Regions from separate parts of the Homo sapiens genome. Here region 1 is linked to region 2. A link is a loop called in an ENCODE intact Hi-C map of the cell type or tissue named here. Cell type or tissue: CD14-positive monocyte. All regions are shown on one strand. Region 1 overlaps SCARB1 (scavenger receptor class B member 1). Region 2 overlaps NCOR2 (nuclear receptor corepressor 2).

What was found. A loop is a pair of places that touch in the nucleus more often than their neighbours do. Peaks named below come from ENCODE experiments on the same cell type or tissue, not always from the same donor. Only the 100,000 strongest peaks of a DNase experiment are listed, where the experiment ranks them.
Region 1: a loop joins it to region 2, with 8 times the contacts of the local background. A loop is called at or near these places in 24 of 110 quality-filtered maps.

What each region holds. Positions count from the first base shown.
Region 1 is chr12:124,769,995-124,777,994 of GRCh38, forward strand. SCARB1 (scavenger receptor class B member 1) reads right to left here. Exons shown (of 13, transcript NM_005505.5): 13 at 6,862-8,000. Among named protein-coding and RNA genes, the nearest start is that of SCARB1, 90 kb to the right of the region's middle. RefSeq lists enhancers at 2,083-2,152, 4,274-4,433, 4,444-4,493, 4,554-4,713 and a silencer at 4,069-4,363. In CD14-positive monocyte, CTCF peaks have their summits at 2,028 (motif pointing left) and 2,237; DNase peaks (open chromatin) are centred at 1,997, 4,277, 5,037, 5,917 and 2 weaker places; H3K4me3 peaks cover 2,385 bases; H3K27ac peaks cover 2,146 bases.
Region 2 is chr12:124,388,326-124,396,325 of GRCh38, forward strand. All of the region lies in intron 18 of NCOR2 (nuclear receptor corepressor 2), which reads right to left. Among named protein-coding and RNA genes, the nearest start is that of MIR6880, 55 kb to the left of the region's middle. RefSeq lists a silencer at 962-1,031 and enhancers at 2,481-2,660, 3,628-4,317, 6,388-7,077, 7,078-7,765. In CD14-positive monocyte, CTCF peaks have their summits at 890, 4,220 (motif pointing left) and 4,453; DNase peaks (open chromatin) are centred at 2,576, 3,156, 3,766, 4,186 and 2 weaker places; H3K4me3 peaks cover 4,267 bases; H3K27ac peaks cover 4,762 bases.

The DNA of each region.
Region 1 (8,000 bases), 380 kb after region 2:
CAGTTTGCGTTTCTCCCACTCAGTCCCACTCTCTGGGCTCCAGCCACAGCGCACCGTTTCTGTTCTGCGTGTTGCTACCCCAGGCCCTTTGCACATGTACTTCCCGGTTCCTGGAGTGCTCTTCTCCAGATTCCCATGAAGCCTTCAGGAGTTGGCACTTCTCAGAGGAAACTTCCGGAAATGTGCTCTCATCTAAGCAGCCCCCCTGCCCAGCACCTCTTCTCCGGTGCACCCCCTGCTCTTCTTTCTATCCTGGCATCGTTGCTTCCCAGAGTGACCTTACTCATGTGTGACCTTACTTATGAGTGACCTTACTCATACGTGACCTTACTCATGCATTTACTCGCCAGCTGTCTCTCCCACTAGAAGGCAAGTTTGTGAGGGCAGGGAGCTTTCTAGCTTCGTCCAGCTTTGTTGTTGTTGTTTTTCTTTTCTTTTCTCTTCTTTTTTTTTTTTTTTTTTTTGAGATGGAGTCTCACTCTGTCGCCCAGGCTAGAGTGCAGTGGTGAGATCTCGGCTCACTGCAACCTCTGCTTCCAGGTTCAACCGATTCTTGTGGCTCAGCCTCCCACAGCTGGGATTACAGGCGTGTGCCACCACACCTGGCTAATTTTTGTATTTTTAGTAGAGATGGGGTTTCACTATGTTGCCCAGGCTGGTCTCAAACTCCTGACCTCAAGCAATCCGCCCACCTCGGCCTCCCAAGGGTGAGCCACTGCACCCGGTCACCTCTGTATTTCTGAAGCGGATACCCTTGGTGTTCTAAGCAGATCCAAATGAATCCTCTTTTTACTGTATTTGCACACCCCTGATTTTGGAGCATTTTTGTATCCAAAACCCAAGACCTGTTGGTCTGCCTTTGAGAGCTGTCCGTGACCCTGGGCTGCTAGAGTCCCCTTTGCCCTCCTGGGACACTCCCTGGCCAGGAATCTTGGTCTCAGTGTCTGCTTCTGGGGAACCTAACCCAAGCCGATTCGCAATAAATATGAGGGTGTGTGACACACAGTGAGCACCCAAACAGCATTTGCTGAATGAAGGAATGAACAAATCGACACAGACTTCTCAGAGCTTGACTCCCTCTCAGAGCCCAGCAAGTGCTCTGCACACAGTAGGTGTGTGATAAATGTTTGCTGGAGGCTCAGCATTTGAGAGCTTTCATAATCGTCCCAGGCTGTGTACAGAATGCTCACACATCCATTTCTTTTCTTTTCTTTTCTTTTCTTTTCTTTTCTTTTCTTTTCTTTTCTTTGAGATGGAGTCTCACTCTGTCACCCAGGCTGGAGTGCAGTGGGATGATCTCGGCTCACTACAACCTCCACCTCCTGGGTTCAAACGATTCTCGTGCCTCATCCTCCCGTCTAGCTGGGATTACAGGTGCCCGCCACTACACCCAGCTAATTTTTGTATTTTCAGTAGAGACGGTGTTTCACCATACTGCCCAGGCTGGTCTCGAACCCCTGGCCTCCCACAGTGCTGGGATTATAGGCGTGAGCCCCCGCGCCCAGCCCTCACACGTCCATTTCGATTCCACCCTTACAGGGGTTCTCAAAGATTCGTACACAGCAATCTTCACTCCCACCTCACGGCAGTCTCAGAGAGGTTATGAATTGCTCCAAGGCCACCCAGCAACTTGAGCAGAGCAGGGAGTAGCACGCAGGTACTGGGAGTAGCACGCAGGTACTGGGAGTAGCACGCAGGTACTGGGAGTAGCACGCTAAGGAGGAGCAGACATCGTGTGACCCTGGTCGCCCTGTTATAGGGTTGTCACTCTTGTTCCCAAGGCCCCAGAGAGAAAGGGTTAAGACCCCTTTGAAAATCTGAAGACTTGAGGAAATGCTTCCCAGAATAAAACGCCCAGACACACACGTAAAATACAATTTCTAGGGGTCACGGGTTTCCGAAGCCAGGCTGTGGACCACAGCTTCCCCAGTTTAAAATCAATCCACTCCGCTCCAGGAACCGGGTGATCCGCAGCCCCTCCCAGGCAGCAGCCTCTGGACCACCTGTGTGCACAGCTCGCCCCCCAGTGGCCGAGCTCGGAATCGTCCTGAAGTCTCGCGTGCTGCAGCCAGATTGCAGGGGATCGCGGATGGAGAGACAAGTCGGGGGGACTTTACCCCCAGGATGGGGAAAAGTCACCCACAATTCAAGCAAAGATGACCCTTGTGACAGATTAACATTTCAGGGCCGCTACCTGGAGAATGGACGGCTCGGGACACGCGTGGGAGCCGGGAGGCCAGTGGACCAGACTGGCAGAGCCTTCAGGTGAGACAGGATGGCTCCAGGGCAGGGGCTCGGACACAGGGTCCCTGGCCCTGGACCCACCCACGGGGCCGCCACCTCTTGAGCCCCACGCTGACCCCGAGAGGCATTGTTTTCAGCCGAGGACCACCGCCCTGGCCCACTCCATTCACTATCCACTTCACCCATCTCTCCTGGGTGACATCGCTGCAAAGCAGGAGACGTCCCTGCAAAGCAGATCTGAGTCACCTGCTTTAAAGGAGAGAACAGTAGGTCTCCAGAGAGGCTGTGTGACTTGTCCAGGGTCCCACAGCTAGTAAGTGGCAGAACTGTAAAGTTGTTTGAGAGGAAGGGCCGCCTCTGTCTGGTCCACAATTGCACCCCCTGTGCCTAGCGCGTAGTGAGCACTGGATAAGTATGTGTTGAAAGAATGGGTGTCCGCGTGAGCCAAGGAGTACTAAGGAATGTGAGTAACCGCCCCGGCCAAAAATATTCGTTTCCAGCACAAGGGCATGTACCGGGGTTTATGCTGCAGGTCCTTGGAGTTTGGGGTTACAGCAACTGGTGTCAGGACTTCTGGTATTCTAGAACATTCTAGTATCAACTGAGATACAAAGTGCCCCAGGAGTCCTGAGACAGGGAAGAACAGCAAGCAGGAGTGATGGGGGAGGGGTGCTTCCTGGAGGAGAGGGCATGGCTGGAATTGCGCCTTTGATGATGGCGAAGACTGAGAGAGGCAGAGAGGGGGGAAAAGGCCACGCAGGGGCGATGCAGGCCGAGCAGGAAGAAGGGTGCATGGGACACAATCATGGGATGGTGCAGAGATTGCAGGTAGCAGGCTGCTTCGAGGTACTGGGAGGAACGTCCTTAATAGTTAGGTATTTATTTTAATGGCGACTGGAAAACTATTACTTGCCCAAAGGACCCATAATTTCACAGATATGACTGCCTTCCTTTTAAAATAAAATTCTTTAAGAAAAAAAGTAAGCCAAATTAAATCAACATGGTAAGTAGTGGAGTCCCATCGTTGGCAGGGGCTGGCGCCTGAAGTGAAGGCATGAGAAGAAAGTCTCGCAGAGTCAAAGATGCTCAGAATCAGAGACACTGAAGCTCGACCGGGTGTCCCGAACCCCAGCCCTCCAGCTGTGGGGCAGGCGGTGCTTCCCTCCCTGAGCCCTGGCTAAGGTCGTTGGCTGGGCTTAAGACCAAGGATGTGTCCAAACGCACACCCTACAAAAAAATCAAACCTCACTCAGAAGCAAGATGTTCACCCAATGAGACACACGGGAGGCTAAGTCCCTCGGGAACACACACACACACACACACACACACACACACACACACACCCCACACACACACAAACACAAGAATGACTTAAGGGCCAGGGCAGTGGCTCATGCCTGTTATCCCAGCACTTTGGGAGGCCGAGGCGGGCGGATCGCTTGAGCCTGGGAGTTGGAGATCAGCCTGGGCGACACGGCGAAACCCCATCTTTACAAAAATATACAAAAAATTAGCCGGGTGTAGTGGCACAGGCCTATAATCCCACCTACTTGGGAGGCTGGCTGAGGTGAGAGGATCGCCTGAGCCTGGGAGGTTGAGGCTGCAGTGAGCAGTGATTGTGCCAGCCTAGGTGACAAAGTGAGACCCTGTCTCCAAAAAAAAAAAAAAAAAAAAAAAAAAACCGAATGCCTTCTGGGGCCTGTCTTTTTTTCTGTTTTATGAGCAGGTAGACTTGAATGCAAGAGTTAAAACTGTCTGTGATGTGTTGCATACACAGATTAAGTCAAAATCCTCACCGTGGCTATCAAATAACCAAAGCTGGCCTCAGCTTCCCAGAGGATCAGACATGGGGAGTTTGAAGGGAACCATCCTCGGGGCCTGGACTCTCTCCTGAGCTTGTCACTCGCCTGCCATTTCCCCGGGCAGGTCACAAGACCCCCCACCCCTCCACTCTACAGCCAACGGGCAAAGCCTCCCTGACCTCCAGCCCCAATCAGAGGGAACTTCCCGGACACAGGTTTCGAGAACCCATCTAAAGATTGGGTAAGAAATGCTTTTGCAAGCCGGTGGTTTCCACTTTGCTGCTTTCTACAAATTTGAAGAAAGGTCAAACGGACCTGTCTGCTGGGAGATCAGTGAGAATCGCTTCCAATGACAGATCGCCGTGTGACATTCGCATACTACCCAGAAGGAGTATAAGAATTCCACTCCCAGTGACTTCCTTATGAAAACAAGGCTTCTCTGCACTTGCAGGGACAAAGAATTGATGGTAAAAATTGGTTTCATTCTAGCAATACGTGACAGTCATTCACGGATACATGAATTAATTGGGGGTGGAGAGGAAGTCCCACTCATCTCAGGACAAGAAGTATTTCTAAGCAAATAAAAGCCACAATGAGAAACCACTACGAAGGGCTGAAGTTTTTTAAAACTGAAAACACCAAGATGCTGGTGAGGACGCAGAGCTGATGGGAATGCAGCCTGGTACAGCGACTGTGAAACTGGCAGTCCCCCAAAAGTGAAACGCAGAGCTCCAGTTTGACTCAGCAGCTCCACTCCGAGGTATACACCCCAGGGAAATGAACGTACGCCTTCACACACAAATCTGTACATGAACGTTCACAGCAGCTTTGTTCATAGTTGCTGATGTGGTTTGGCTGCGTCCCTGCCCAAATCTCATCTCGAATTGTAGTTCCCATAATTCCCATGTTGTGGGAGGGAGCCAGTGGGAGATCATTGAATCATACGGGCGGTTAACCCCATACTGTTCTCCTGGTGGTGAGTAAGTCTCACAAGATCTGATGGTTTGATCGGGGGTTTCCCCTTTCACTTGGCTCTCATTCTCTCTTCTCTGGTCCCATGTAAGACATGACTTTGCTTCTCCTTTGCCTTCCACCATGATTGTGAGGCCTCCCCAGCCATATGAACTGTGAGTTCATGAAACCTTTTTTCTTTAAAAGTTACCCAGTCTTGGGTATGTCTTTATCAGTGGCGTGAAAACCAACTAATGCAATTGCCAAAGGCTGCAACCACTCTACGTGTCCCTCAATAAGTGAACGGCTGAAAAGCACTGGTGTGTGCACCCCATGGAGTTCTGCTCAGCAGTGAAAAGAAAGGAACTATTGCTACACACAACAACAGGCATGCATCTAGAGACAGTGCTGAGTGAAGGAAGCCAGGCTCAGAGGGTTACAGGCTGTAGATCCCATTTAGAACATTCTGGAAAAGGTAAAAATAGCTAGTGGCCAAGGGCTAAGCATGGGGATGAGGGACTTCCCTACAAAGTGGGAGGAAGGCAGCACAGGTCGCAGGCTGGGTGCAGTGGCTCACGCCTCTAATCCCAGCACTTTGGTAGGTTGAGGTGGGACTAATGCTTGAAGCCAAAAGTTTGAGACCAGCCTGGGCAACAGAGCCAGACCCCCATCTCTACAAAAAAAAAATTAGCCAGGTGTGGTGGCACACATCTGTGGTCCCAGCTACTCGGAAGGCTAAGTCAGGAGGCTCTCCTGAGCCTGGGAGGTGAAGGCTGCAGTGAGTCAAGATTGAACCACTGCACTCTAGCCTGGGCAACAGAGCGAGACTCTGTCTCAAAAAAAAAAAAAAAAAAATTATGGGAGCCCACTGTAAAACAAACAAAAACAAAGGGAAGACATGAGGAAATCTTGGGGGATGATGAAATTGTTTTGTCTTGATTGTAGGGGTAATGACTCAACTCTATAAACATGTCAAAATTCATGGAATTGTACACACACTCACACACAACTCTAATCTGTAAATGAAAAAGATATATAAAATGCATACCAAAAGGACATGCATTCCAATAAAATTTTGCTACTTTGATATGTCACATAAAACATAGTAATATAGTTTTGACCAATTGTGTCCTGAGACTTGAAAGGCAATCCAGATGGTATAGGCTAAATGTTTGTGTTGACCCAAAATTCCTGTTGAAGCCCTAACCTCCAGTGTGGCTGTGTCTGGAGATGGGGCCTCTAAGAAAATAATTAAATGAGGCCCTGATCTGATAGCATCAGTGTCCTTATAAGAGACACCACAGAGCTCTCGCTCTCCCTCTCTCTTCCCCCTTTCACACCGAGGAAAGGCCATGTGAGGACACAGAGAAGGCGGCCGTCTGAAGCCAGGAAGAGACGCCTCACCAGAACCCAACCCTGCTGGAACCCTGGTCTCAGACTTCCAGCCTCCAGAGCTGTGAGAAATAAATGGTTTAAGCCACCTATTGATGGTATTTTTTCTTTTTGAGACAGTGTCTCACTCTGTCTCGCAGGCTGGAGTGCAGTGGCATGATCACAGCTCACTGCAGCCTCAACCTCTTGGCTTCCAGCAATCCTACCTCAGCCTCCTGAGTAGTTGGGACCACAGGCGCCCACCACCACGCCTGGCTAATTTTTGTATTTTTTTTGTATTGATGAGGGTCTCACCATATTACCCAGACTAGTCTTGAACTCCTGGCATCAAGCAATCCTCCGGTCTTGGCCTCCCACAGGGCTGGGATTACAGGCGTGTGCCACCACGCCCGGCCTTGATGGTATTTTGTTATGGCAGCCCCAGACCTAAAAAAATTTACCCTTGATGGTCACAAGAAATAAAAAAAAAAAGTTTGCTTCAACTTATATATTTATGTTGCAGGCAAGTATAGGAGTGATTAATAAAAGGCTTAAAAGCATCAAATATAAATATCATTTAGATAAAATTTTAGGAGGGAAGAAGAAAGGAAATACAAGTTTAAGGGGAAAAGGGCTAACATTTCTGACCATAAAAGAGCTTGTTCGTATATTCTTTGAAATGTTCGGCAGTGAATACCCTCTCCTCTCCTAGTTAGATCCCAGCGGGCACACTTAAATACTGATGAAATGGTCTCATATTCAAACATCAACGATGATGACAATCGGAGAAAATTCCATCCTTTGCAATGATCTACACTTAAGATGAGAACTTTTAGATGGCTCCAATCTGTTCTCTTACCCGCTTCTCTTCTTCACCATTTATGTAACGAGCAGAAAGCAAAGGCCTAGAACAACACGGGGCATGTCCTATGGGCACCAGGATTTGTAGATAAATGCACAGAAACACATCCAGGGGGCCCCATGCAAAAGTGGCAAAAGCGTCTGCACTGGGGGCTGTGGGATGGGACTCAGACCCTGCTGCTTCTAAACAAGGGCGTACTCATGCAGTATTTCTATGAAACTCAACATTGCACAAGGTTGAAATTTGAAAACAACAGGAAGGTAAGCCAGCAGCCCGGCCCTGGGAGAGACGCTCTTGGCAGCCACCAGAAAGGAGCTATTGACCAAGAGAAGAGGAGCCCGGAACTTCCCAGAGGCCCCCACCCCCACGACCTCAGCAAACAAGGCTGTCACAGAGGCAGGCATCCCATTTTTTTAAACGTTTATTACTTCAAGAGTGAATTATTTTTCAAAGATGATAAAACTCATTTCTATTCCAGTAGAAAAGGGTCACAGGTTTGCCCCAGGGTCCAGGAGCGCCCGGAAGGCAGGGCCCCCAGGCCTCTTCACCTCAGCCTGGGCACCTATAATCTGAGGGACCCTGTGAGGGGGTGGGGGCAGCTCGGGGGCACAGCCTGCGGCCACTTCGGCCAGAGAGTGGCCGGCTCAGTCCATAGGATGATGTCAGTTTAGGCTGGAGGAAAAGGGCGCCAGACAACCCGATGCAGTGCCTGTGAAGACTTCGGGGGGATCAAAGTCCGGCCGGGGTGGGCGGAGACCCTCGGGCAGCTG
Region 2 (8,000 bases):
CCAGGCAGAGGCTGCCAGGCACGGAGAGAAAGACTTTCTACCCTACCGTGCCTTGGAGACCACCCCGCCAGACCCAGCTTGAAGCCCCCGTCCACTTGGAGAGACCCCCTGTGCACACAGCATCACAGACCTTCCCAGGCACAGATCCAGGTCCCACCCCTGCTTCCAGGAGAGCTTCAGCCCAGCAGGGAGAGAGAGGAGAGGGCATGGGGGAAAGGATGGGCTGGGACCCCCATCCACTCCAGGGGCCCAGAACTCCGACTCCCCAGCTGCCCAGCCTCAAATCCCAGATGGCCACGTTGCGGTCCCTGTCCCTGCACCCGCAGTCCCCCATCCCCTCCCCAGGACCACTCACTCACATCCTCTCATTCGCGTCTCCCCCTCGGCCAAGTTTTCCGGAAACATAGGGCTGGGAAGATGCCCCAGGGAGCGGGCCGAAGTGGGCCGGCAGGCTGGGCGGCCGCGGTCGGCTCTGCGAGGCTGCTGGTTGGCGTCTGCTGGCGGCTCAGCTCAGCCTCACATCCTTCTCCGTCCCACGGTGAGGGAGGGAGGGAGGGAGGGAGGGAGGGAGCGAGGGAGGGAGGGACGCGGCGGGCGGAGGCTGGCTCGAGAGGGGCGGGCGGGAGGCAGCTCCTCACAAGTCCGCCTGCCTGTGGTGGCCCGGGGCTCCTCCAGCGGCCGCTGCCACCTCTGACGCCGTCCCCAAGCCGCTGTGGGCGCGCGAGGTGCCCTTCCCCGAGGGTGGTGGGTGGCGGGAAGTTGTCAGTGGTGCGTGTGGGATGCCCCTGGGCCAGGTATCACCGGGGCGCAGCGTGCCGAGCTCCTCCAGCACCAATGTGCCCAGTGCGGACGCTCAGCGAGCAATGCCGGCCAGAGCCCACAGACCCCCGGGCCGGGCAAAATCCAAGGACCCAGGCCCAGCAGGGCAGCCGTGTCCCCCGCAGCCGGGCTCAGCTCTGATCTTCTTGCTGCCTGACCCAGCGAGACGCGGCAGGACTGAATGTGACCTCCAGACGGAGGCTCGCGGCGGGCGGGCAGGCGGGCGGGGGAGCGTGGCAGAGGCCCAGGTTCACAAGGGGCGGGCCAACTTGGCACTGGCTCCCCCTCCCTCTCTCCCCATCCGCGGCGGTGGCGGCGTCAGCAGTGGTAAGAACAGATGAGGGTTCCAGAAAAACAGAGCTTCTCCACCCCCGGCAGACAGGGAGCAAACAGCTTCTTCCGCCATCATCCCCCGCCGCCCGTCCCCCCACCCTCCGTGTCAGTTCCACCTGAGCTCTGCCCCCTGCCTGGCCTGATGCTGCCGAGGCTGACCGAGCCCTCTGTCGGGGACTGTGGGTGGGCAGGGCTAGCCTCGCATTCCGGAGGGATCCCGGGATTTGAGGAGCCTTTGCAGGGTGCACATGAGACCGCCAACCATTTAGGGGAGGGGGAAGGGTTTGGGGATTTGGGGTCCCCAAAGAGCCCTCTGCTGCTGGGGGGGTCTCGGGACCACAGCTGCCCCTTTCGTCCTCCTCCGAGAGCCCCTGCAGCCGTGAAGGAACACTGTGGGAAATGCCGGGGAGCCACCCAGAAGGTTGAAAGTTAACTGAGCTGAACTTTGGATCCTAGATTCAGGTCACGACCGACTTCCCTGACTCTGGGATCATTAACCTGCTTTTCCCTTTAACTCCCAGCCCTTCCATCCTGCCCCCTAAAAATCTGGGGAGCAGAAGGCGTCTCTGGAATGTCCCTGCACCCCCAGCCCTCGTCCTGGGGCACGATGCCAGGGGAGGGCAACAAACCTCAACCACATCAGGGATCTGGGCCTCTCCACCTGAGTCCTGCCCTCTGCCCTCTGCAGGGGAGGTCTCAGTGCACTTTTAAGGATGCCAACCCCGTGAAATCACTCCTCTGCTTAAAATCTTCCAGTGACCACATGAAGCTCTTGGAATAAAATCCAAAGGCCCTAGCACGGCCCAGGTGACCCTTAGGAGCCAGCTCCATGAACCCGCCCAGCCTCTCTCTGGGTCACTCGTGTGTGCCCCAGGGCCTTTGCACCAGCTGCTCCTGCTGCCTCCACGGGTTTTCTCACAGATGTGCCTTGTCTTCCCTCTGGTCTTGGCTCAAGTGATGGCTCCTCAGAGAAGCCTTCCTTGCCCGCCCCTCCAAAGTGACCCCCCCCCGTCGCCCTGCCATCCCAGGGTTTGATCATCTTCATAGCTTTCACCGCCTCTGAAATTAGCTCCCTCGTCCCACTGCTCATCGGCAGGTGTCCGGGGCCTGCTGAGCACCCTGGGCATCTCTGCCACCCGTCTGGGTCCCTGGTAAGGAGCTTGCAAAGGAAGAGGGGGCTGTGCGTTTAGCTCTGCAGGGGGCCCCGAACCCTCCCAAAAGAGGCTGGGGTATCCCCCTTGACATCCAGGCACACGCCCCCAACACTCTGTGCCAGGGCGGAGATGGCAGATTCTGCCACCATGCCCTGTGGTCTGGATTCCCCGACCCCACTTCTAATTTCTAAGGAAGGAGTTTCGTTCTGAAGAGTCAGGAGGCAGGAACTAGGAAGTGAAATTGACCAAGACAGGAAGTCCAGCCAGGAGGTCTGAGTCACAGACGCCGAGTGGAGAGCCAGGCGCAGGGGCCCGGCGGCCACGGGAGTGGGTGCTTGGGGCCCCGCTGGGCTAATCCTCCTCTGGGCACCCATGGGGCAGCGTCCCACATGCCATCCGCGGGCCCATGACGAGCTGTTCTTGTGGGGGCCAGGACTCAGCCTCCTCGGCTCAGGTGCTCTGGCCCTCAGGGAGGCCTGTGCTGCCGCTCAGATGCCTCCAAGCTGCTTTTCTCCAAGGGTCTGCAAACCTGCATCCACAGCTAGGACTCCGAGGGGACCACACCACCGCCCACCTGCATCTGGGGATGTTGCAGCTGTTTTCTCTGGAAGTCAGCCCCCAACCCTGGAAACACACTCGCTCTCCCCACCCCAGCCAGTCACCTCCAGCCTTGACGTTTCCCACCCCTTCCATGAAGACTCACAGGCTGCCTGCCAGAGGGGTGCATCGACCACCGCCCCCCACCTGCCATTTTCCCCGAGAAACTCAGCATGCTCTGCCTAAAACCCTATCAAAGTTGGGAGGAAAAGAACCCAGCCGTCTTGGGCCTGAGTCATGCCACTTCCTCATTTCAGAAACCCCAAGCCCTGGCGGGGGGGGGGTTCCACAGGGACGGTGCCTCCGCATTGACACCCTTGACAGGCCGGGCACTCCTGCGTGTCTTGTCAGGACTTCCCGAACTCCTGCCATCCTGAAATCCTATCAGGATGTTGGCTGGATAACATCACACCTGGACTTGCACCTCCCCACTCTTTTCTCTCCATCTACTCTTTCAAAAATCAGCCTCGCTATCTGCCTTAGCCTCCGCATCAGCAATTATACCCGTAAATCATAGGTACGATGTGAAAAAGCTACGTCTTCTCCCAGCTCTCAAAAAAACCCAGACTCATTAAGATGAAATAAAGTCACCTGCATACGACCTGGCGCTGTCTCGCCTACCATTTCCGGAAGTGCCACGTTACACCTTTCAATGTCACGTTTTCCTACAGAGCAGAGCAAAGTTGGAAGCCAGCCTGGGGGGTCAGACAGACCACCCCATGCCCTGTGTCCACCGCAGTGGGCTGGGTGAGCACTGGCTCTCCCTCTGGCCTTGGTCTTCTCCTGTGCAAAGCAGAAGTCGTGTGTATGCGTGCGTGTGTACACACGCGTGTGGAGGGCCTGCCTTGTTCGTGAGCACCAGCCACGCCACGTGACGACAGGCATCATTACTACCGCATCGACCGCCAGGTGCTCCTTCCCTGAGTCAGGAGCCATGTGGATGCGGATTCATGGGTCTCCCCTAGGAGGGAAGGGGGGCTTGTTGATGCCTGATTTCATCTTCAAGGGTGCTGACAGGAGCAAGAGTGTGGTCCAGACCCTGCCCCTGTGTCTGGCTGTACCCCAAGTTCCTGCAGAAACCCCAATTTTTTCCTCCCTCCAAACCATCACAACAGACTGTTTCTCACATATCCGGCCGGGAGGCCAACCAGCCCCAGACATGCACCCTCCCTAGTGGTCTCTCTCCAGACCACACGTGGTGACAGTCTCCTTGGACGCGAGCCCCGAGGCACCGCACCGTCCCTGCCTGGTATACCACCCCTCCTGAGTCACACAGCTCGAGTGTCGCCTCCTGCTGGGCCCTGACGGACAGCTGCACCAGGAAGTAGCCGGGCAGACCCAAACCCAGGAGCAGCAGCACTGCCTACCGGCCCGCCCACCCCACTGTAAGCTCTGGCAGCTTTGTGCGGCAGAGCACACAGGCGCTCCTCTTTTGGGGGGCCCATGGTGGGCACAGCCCAAGGCTTTCCCAGTGGACATGTAGTGGAGGAGGTCCTGCTCTCCAGGCTCCAGGCTGGGGGCTCACCCCTCCCCTTCCCATGCCTTAGACGCTTCATCTATAAAAGCCCGTCAGGCCAGCCCATGTGCACAGCAATGGGTGGTTCCTGCCTCGCTCCTGTGAGAAGTGGCAAGGCCACTAGACAAGGCAGCTGGAGTCCTGGGGGAGGCCTCTGGGGTCTGCCCGGGCTTACTGGGAGCCACCAGGGCCTGGTCTTGCACATCCTCCCACTGTTGGCCGCTCCCTGGAGATTGGGAAGGACTGGCAGCCCGGAGGCGGGCCAGAGCCAACTCCCGGTCTAGAATGGTGTGACAATGGTGTGACCGGGAGCCTCCCAACCCCCTCCACAGCAGGTTCTCTGCCCGCCAGAGAAGAGGGCTGGGGCCTGGAGGAGCTGCCAGCAGAGCCTCGGGCCTCTCGCACAGCTGGGTCAGGCTTCCAAGCCAGGCCAGGCTGACCTTTCCCAGGGGAACCGAGTCCCTCATCCCAGCCCTGCTCCTGCCCTGCCCCTCCTTCCCCACTTGGCGCTGGGCCCGAGGGCAGGCGGCCAGCTCCCCGGAGCTGCCCGGTTCCTGGGGAAGCTGCCTCCTGAACATTCTCGGTCCTCAGGCAGCACAAGCCCCAGGGCAGGCAGCCACAGCCGCATGCACACAAGAAGGGAGGTTGCTCACTTGCCCACCAGAAACCCTATGGCCATCATGTCCCCAGCCCCTCCCCAGTGGCCTCCCACGCTCTAGAGTAATAGCTACACTCCATCCCATGCTGGCAAGGCCAGGCTCCCGGTGGCCCCTCTACCTTCTGGGATTCAACCACTTCTCATGGGGCCACACTGCCCCTGCCATGGGGCCTTTGCACATGCCTGTCCTGCCTTTGTTACCTGGTCAACAGGTTGGCCCATGGACTAACCTGTTCAGCTCTCATGCCAACCCCATTCCTACTCTGCAAGTAGAGTGCCTGGGTTCAAATCCCAGCTCTACCACTTCACAGCTGTGTGACCCTAGGCTGCTCACTAAGCCTCTCTAGGCCTCGGTTTCCTCATTTGAATAACAGAAGTATTAACAGCACCTGCCTCCTAGTCAGGTTGGTAGAGATAAAGTGACTTCATACACACAAAGCTTCCAGCAGTGCCCAGCACGCAGGATGGGCTCCACGGTGTTACTGGGTGATATTCACTATTATTTCGTGCTCTGGGTGTCGGCCCCTTCCTCGGGGTAGCCCTCTGACTGGTGGCCCCCAGCACCATGGAAGTTCCTCCAGTTGTCACTGTACATTTGCTTGGCAGGTGACTTACCTCCGACCCCCATCGCCGGGGCGAAGACAGAGGTGGCGGGGGCCGAGGCCCCAAAGTGTAGGTACCTGCTCAGGGTCAGACTCTGCAGGAGGCACAGCTGGGACCCAAACCTAGGGAGCAGGGTCTGGAGACTGCGCCCTAAGCTAGCGGCCTGCCATTTCTGAGTGCCTACTGTATACCAAGGACTGTTCCTATGTGGCTCGCTCCGTCTTTAAAGTGCCCCTGGGAGGTAGCATCCCTGCCTCATCTGAGAGAACGATGGTAACTGAGGGTGAAACAGATGGGCCAGGCCAAGGTCAGGGGGCTAAGGAGCTGCTTGTAGCTACAAAGTGATGGGGAGGTCGGTATGCCCCGGGCAGCACTGCCCTCAGCTCTTCTGTGTACTTTCACCAAAACCCCAGGAAGGTGGGTGTGCTGGGTTGGAGAGCATCCCCCCAACATTTTGTGTCCACCAGAACCTATGAATGTGACCTTATTTGGAAAAAGGATGTTTGCAGATGTGATCAAGTCAACGTGGGGTCATACTGGATTGGGGTGGGTCCTTGTAAGAAGAGGAAAATGTGGACAGAGACACGCAGGGAGAAAGGCACACAAAGACAAAGGCAGAGCCTGGAGGGATGTGGTCATGAGCCAGGGACTGCCAAGGCTGCAGGCAGGCGCCAGGGGCTGGGGGAGGCAAGGCAGGCTCCTCCCCAGAGCCTCTGGAGGGAATGCAGCCTCTTGGATGCCTTCAACTTGGACTTCTGGCCTCCAGAACAGTGAGAGAATACATTTATTTTAAGCCACCCAGTTCATGACCCTTTATTATGGCAGCCACAGGAAACATACAGTGGGCGCTCCTTGAATCCCACTGTACAGATGAAGAAACTGAGGCACAGAGAGGTTGGCTGACTTGCCTGAGGTCACACAGCTGAAACATCCAGGGGGTTGAGACCTGGTTTCTCCCTAGGAATGGGGCCCCTCTGCTGCTCATCCTCCAGGGCCATGCTACTAAAGTCTTCCAGAGGCTTCAGGCAGGCTGGGGTCCGAAGGCCCTGGGGAAACCTGGCTGCTTACCTGCCCAGGCTCCCCGAGGGAGGGGTGGGGCTGGCTCATTCCTGAGTGCCCCTGCCACACAGAGAGTGAGGCACTATGTTGCTGAAATGATGGGTAAAGGATGGGCAGAGACCATCTGCCTCAGCAATAGCCGCTTCTCCAGTCCCTTTTCCTAACTCTTGGTTTTCTGGGCGGGGGCTCCAGAACGTTCCTAGCTTCTCCACCCCGACCCCCTATGGAGGAGTTGCTGGGGCCTGCCAGCACCTGTCTCCCCGCCCCACCCCCGCTCCCTCCTGCCATCGCCTGGAACACACAGCCATTAGCAGCCACCCTGAGCAGTAATTGTCCAGATTGCTGTAATTCACGGCAGACGAACATGCTGCTGCTCACGACATTATTACAAATGTCACTGAGCAGGGCCTCCGCGTGCACGGCCCCCAGGGGACGCTCACTGCCGTCTCCATGGGCAGGACCCAGGATGAGCTCACTGTCATCACTGAGGACCCAACCTTGAGATGGTGGGACACGGGCTCCTCTCCGCCGGTGAGTCATCCCCAGCCGTCCTCCCAGCCTCCGGATCTGCCCTTCCAGAAGGCAAACAGAGGGCAGGCACTGTCTTCCCAGTTCTCAGGCAATGGGCGGTGGGGGCGGGGGTGGTCACCGGTGAGGAGGTGGTAGTGACAACACGAGACACGAGAAGGGATGGAGAGGCGGTGGGACCCTGGGCTGACCGTTTGGGGATGTCCACGCGGAGTCCTCCGATGGGTGGGTGCTCTGGGAAATCTCCCAGCCAACAGGCTGAGATCCCAGGGACTCACCTGTGATTAAAAATCTCACACAATTTTACACAAATGCTCACAGCAGCACTCTTCACAACAGCCACATGGAAACAACCCACACATCCCCCAAGAGATGAACGACCGACAAAATGTGGTCCGTGCAGGTGAGGGAATATTATTCAGCCGTACAAAGCTACTCAGATGAACCTCAGAACCATCATGCTCCCAGAAAGGAGCCAGACACAAAAGGCCACAAACTGTAGGATTCCATTCATTGGAAACGCCCAGAACAGGCCAATCCACAGAGACAGAGAGTGCATTAGTGGCTGCCAGGGGCTGGTAGGGCTGGGGCGGGGCCCTGGGAGGGACTGCTAATGGGTATGGGATTTCCATCTGGGGTGAGAAAAAGTTCTGGAACTAGGCAGTGGTGAGGGTTGCACACCAATGCAGATGTACTTCATGCCACTGAGATGTTCACTTTCCAGTGGTTAGAA